Regions from separate parts of the Homo sapiens genome. Here region 2 is linked to region 1. Evidence: read pairs that join two places in POLR2A ChIA-PET (ENCODE). Cell type or tissue: Panc1. All regions are shown on one strand.

Evidence for each region. ChIA-PET counts read pairs that join two places held together with the same protein. Peaks named below come from ENCODE experiments on the same cell type or tissue, not always from the same donor. Only the 100,000 strongest peaks of a DNase experiment are listed, where the experiment ranks them.
Region 2: POLR2A ChIA-PET joins it to region 1 with 10 read pairs; 2 of 35 experiments call an interaction of 5 or more read pairs at or near these places.

What each region holds. Positions count from the first base shown.
Region 1 is chr2:109,391,918-109,394,417 of GRCh38, reverse strand. All of the region lies in intron 3 of SH3RF3 (SH3 domain containing ring finger 3), which reads right to left. It also overlaps a transcript of RANBP2 not described here. Among named protein-coding and RNA genes, the nearest start is that of MIR4266, 80 kb to the right of the region's middle. In Panc1, no CTCF peak of the experiment used is centred here; no DNase peak of the experiment used is centred here.
Region 2 is chr2:109,123,769-109,126,268 of GRCh38, reverse strand. It overlaps a transcript of RANBP2 not described here. Among named protein-coding and RNA genes, the nearest start is that of SH3RF3, 4.2 kb to the left of the region's middle. In Panc1, no CTCF peak of the experiment used is centred here; no DNase peak of the experiment used is centred here; H3K27ac peaks cover 651 bases.

The DNA.
Region 1 (2,500 bases):
GGGAACATGAAACCGGATGGGGTGGGAGATTAGCTCAAGGGGATGGTGCAGTCTTGTCCATGGGACAGTAAAGGTTGGGCCAGGGCTCACCATCCCACAGGGGACCCCGCTTACCACCCTATGGTCTCTGTGACCTCGAGTGGCTGCCTGCTGGCTCAGCAAAGCCCCTCCCAACACTTTGTCTCCCCAGCTTTCTTAGGTTAGATGTGATTTTCTTCCACAACCACTTTCCAACCACAGAACTGTCTAGAAAGGTAAGAAAAACTGAAGAGTTTCTTCCATCCATCCTTTAAACAGTTCTACAGAATGGACTCTTGGTTTAGAGTGCTCTTTAGCCTTGTGGCTGCGTCCGAGGGTGGGGCTGGGTTGAATAGAGAAGACTCTCTCCCCGCAGCTCCTGGAGCCATGGGTCTCCTGACTCCGGTGGGGAGGTGCGGCCAGCCCTGGAATTTCAGCGCTGGGTCCACGACAGCGCCAGAGTATAGTCACCCCAAATCCCTGGGTCTGACTGAGGAGACTTTGTTTTTTTTTTCTTAAAAAAGGAGTAAGATTGGCAAGCCAGTCATGAGGGAGGACAGCAGCTGTAACATGAAAAGAAGAGCAGTGGTGTGGGAGGTGCCCAGCTTCAAAAGAAAAACAGCGCAAAGTAGTTGTGTCCCCCTGGGCCCCTGCACTGACCCAGAGTGGAGGAAGAGCAACCTCAGCACTGAGCGACAGGGCTTGGGAGCGCGATACAAGGGAGGGAATGTGTCCTGAAACCCACATCTTGGTGGAAATCCAGGAAGCCAAGGGTGCAAGCAGGAGGGCAAGTGCTCACAGTTTAACAAGAAGGCAACACATGACTCTTTTCATGGATGCACCATTCGGAAAACAAAACGGACTGAGCACCTACTGTGTCCTGGGCTCTGCTCAAAGACCTGCTCTGAAAGAGTTTCTATTTCAGTGTGCACTGAACGACCTGGGGATCCTTCACAGAGGCCAACTCCGGCTCAATAGGTGTGGGCTGTTGCCAAGTTTCTGCATTTCTGCCAGCTCCCAAGAGACGACGATGCTGTTCTTTGCAGATGCCATTGTTGTAGCAAGCTTCTAGAACACTGTTTGCAAGCTCGGCTTCCCAATGGCAGCACCCTCCCTGAGAACCCTCCATGGACCAGACTCACATGTTCCAGAGACTCCTGTGGGGCGTTCGCCTTACCCTGAAGCTCCCACTCTCATGGCTGAGTGCGGCAGAGGCCACCAAGGCTGGTTGCTGGCCTTAAAGCTTCAAAAACTCAGGAGCAGATGAAGAATGGCCTTTGCCTGCCTGAAGCTTTTGTTGGGAGACATCTCAGGAGCTTCCCCTCACTGAGACGGGCAGGCAAGATGGCTGGGCTGGGCTGGACTTCGATCAACACTTGCCAGTTGTAAAACACGTCATTCTTCAGGAGACTAAGCAGGGGCGGTGGAGAGGGAAGGATTCCCTTTGACACTGGTTCCTTCGCCCTCCTCATAGGCACCCCTCATCCTGAAGAGTTGTGTGTGGAACATTCCAAGAGCCTTTAAGGAGAAAGGCTTCCAAAGCCAGGGACTCTTTGCCAGTGACTAAGCTAGTAAGAAGCCAGGGGGCCGTGCGTGGTGGCTGACGCCTGTAATCTCAGCACTTTGGGAGGCTGAGGTGGGCGGATCACAAGGTCAGGAGATCAAGACCATCCTGGCTAACACGGTGAAACCCCATCTCTACTGAAAAAAAAAATTAGCCGGGCGTGGTGGCAGGCGCCTGTAGTCCCAGCTACTCCGGAGGCTGAGGCAGGAGAACGGCTGGCGTGAACCCACGAGGCGGAGCTTGAGCTTGCAGTGAGCCAAGATCACGCCACTGCACTCAGCCTGGGCAACAGTGCGAGACTCCGTCTCCAAAAAAAAAAAGAAGAAGCAAGGGGCCTGGTGACCACCCCTGGCCAAGCCGACTTTACCTTCATCCCCACATGTGCCCATCAGACCCTTATATCCACCACGAGGTGACAGCAATGTGGCCATTTTACAGATAAGGAAACTGAGGCTCAGAGAGGTTAAGTGACCTGTTCCAAGTTACACAGTGAACAAGCAGCACCATTGCTACTGCTCACCCCTTTTCTGAGATGTCTCATTGAATCTGCTGCCATCCCCTCGTCACTGCAGAGTACGAGGAGGCCCTTCCCCTCTTGCTACATCTTGATGTAAAAAAAAGAATATATTCACTGAGGTATACCTATGCCCTTGACTATTGGAATGGGTTGGGTACATTTTAGAGATTCAAATGTGGGTCTTTAAAAATCAGGCCTTTTTGGGCTAGGCACAGTGGCTCATGTTTGTAAACTCAACACTTTGGGAGGCCGAGGCAGGCTGACTGCTTGAGTCCAGGAGTTCGAGATCAGCCTGGGTAATATAGTGAGACCCAGTCTCTGTAAAAAATTAAAATTAGCTGGGCGTGGTGGCATGCACCTGTGGTCCTGGCTACTCAGGAGGCTGAGGTGGGAGGATCGCT
Region 2 (2,500 bases), 270 kb after region 1:
CACTTTACCCCTTTTGCCCCTGCCATAACCAGCACCCACAGGACACACAGACTATGCACCCAGATGTCCACAGTGACTGGGCAGGGCATGAAATTAACGAAGCAGGGTGAACCCCAGGCAACAGGGCCTGGTGGGGACTGCAGTGAGCTTTGTCTGCACCCTTCAGAGGAAGTAGCTGCTGCCCAGCTCCAGCCCTGGGGGAATGACGACCAAATGTTGCTAGACCTTCATACCTTTCAAGAGAAGTTGGAAGTGCTGCTTTTTACATGACATCTCCTGATGTTCAACAGTTGGCAACCGATTTAGTTCTCAAAAACCACCATATTAGCCAAACAAAATAAATGTGTGGTCAAATTGGCCTACAGACCGCCAGTTTACAATTTCTGGTTGAAGTAGCCAAGTACACTGTGCTACAGCGTGAGGGAATTTGAGGGTGTGAACTAAATAGTTGAAGTATTACAAATACAGTCTTATGTTACTCGGTTAAATTTGCACATGTTCAATAAGCCAATTATATAAGTAAATAATTGAGAAGACCTGGCTTTACAGCCATTCCTAAAAAGATCTGGGGATTTCAGTTGACCACAAGCATTGTATGAGCCAACATGAGTCATCTATGTACTATGGCTGACTAGAGAAGTAACGAAATCTTCGGATGCCTTCATGAAAGTTAAGGTGGGGGGTGGTCAGGGTTTGGAAAAAAATAATCCCATTGTACCTCAGACTTGTGAGATTACTTCCAATTCTGGGTACCAAAAATTAATGACGATGTGGTAAGGGATCCGGAGGCCTCATCCATGAGTTTCAGTTGAAGGAACACAGGGCGTCTGTCCAAAGGAGAAAAAGCTCAGAGGAAACAGGACTGGACGGCTGTATGTCAGGTTTTTGGCGGCCCAAAATTTGAACTTCTTTTTAGATTTGGAAGACGCTCCACATGGTGATAGTCAGATAATTCTAACCCCCCCACCAACTCTGCTAAGGTGTGGGAATGTGACAGGCTCAGCTAGTCAAAAGCTGCCCCTCCCCCACCACACTCTGGGAGGTGGAGGGACGTGGGCAGAGGAAGCACCGAGAGTTCAGCAGCTATGGGGCAGGTGGCTGGCAGCAGCAGTGCCTGCAGCCTGTAGCATCTCAGAGTGGGGGCACGCCTTGGCAACAGGCCAACCCCAGACTTGACTGCCTGGTGAGCCTGGACTGTAGCCTCCACTGCTTTCCTGGCCTTGCTGTTGATCTTATGGGTTTTCCAATTTCATTTCCTTAGTTTCTTTTTCGTTAAATCAACCAGAGTCCATTTTTGTTGTTTTCAACTGGGAACCCAAATTGATGCACATTATTTACGATAAACAAAGCCCCTCTATATGAGACAATCATCACTGCACTGAACAGCAGCTATAGTTGCAGAACCCTGGAGGATCTCCGCCAGGCATTGCACCGTGTGGGGTTGAGGAAGGTTTAGTCAGGCAACCCTAAACGTACTCATTTGGGGCAAGAAGAAATCTGATACAGGGAGACACAAGATTGGAAGTTACTGGTTAAAAACTAACACAGGACGACAACAAAGCAAATCCACTTAATGCCACTGAACTGTACACTTTAAAATGGGTAAAATGGTCACTTTTATGTTATGTATTTTCTGACAATTTTTAAAACAAAACTGCAGCCGGGCATGATGGCTCATGCCTGTAATCCCAGCACTTTGGGAGGCCGAGACGGGCGGATCACCTGAGGTCAGGAGTTCGACACCAGCCTGGCCAACATAGTGAAACCCTGTCTTTACTAAAAATAAAACAAATTAGCCCAGGCACGGTGGCTCACGCCTGTAATCCCAGAACTTTGGGAGGCCGAGGCGGGCAGATCACCTGAGGTCAGCAGTTCGAGACCAGCCTGACTAACATGGTGAAACCCTGTCTCTACTAAAATACAAAAATTTGCCGGATGTGGTGGTGGGCACCTGTAACCTCAGCTACTTGGGAGGCTGAGGCAGGAGAATCGCTTGAACCCAGGAGGTGGAGGTTGCAATGAGCCAAGATTGTGCCATTGCACTCCAGCCTGGGCAACAAGAGCGAGACTCTGTCTCAAAAAAAAAAAAAATTAAATACATGTGGTGGCATGTGCCTTTAATCCCAGCTACTCAGGAGACTGAGGCATGAGACTCGCTTGAACCCGGGAGGTGGAGGCTGCAGCATGTTGAGATTGTGCCACCGTACTCTAGCCTGGGCGACAGAGCTAGACTGTGTCAAAAAAATAATAAATAAATAAATAAATAAATAAATAAATAAATAAATAAAACTGAAAAGAAAATAGCATAGGAGTAGAGAGTCCAGTGCTAAGAACCTTGGTTTCAGTTATGTCCATGGGAGTTAATTCAACAACCTATAAATTGAGCACCAACTGTATACCAGCAAGGTCCTAGCCCTTCCCTTGAAGCACTGGCATTCTAGAAGGGCAGGATGAAACTGTCCAAAACAGGTGCAGCCATGGGTGAGAACTGGCAGCCAGC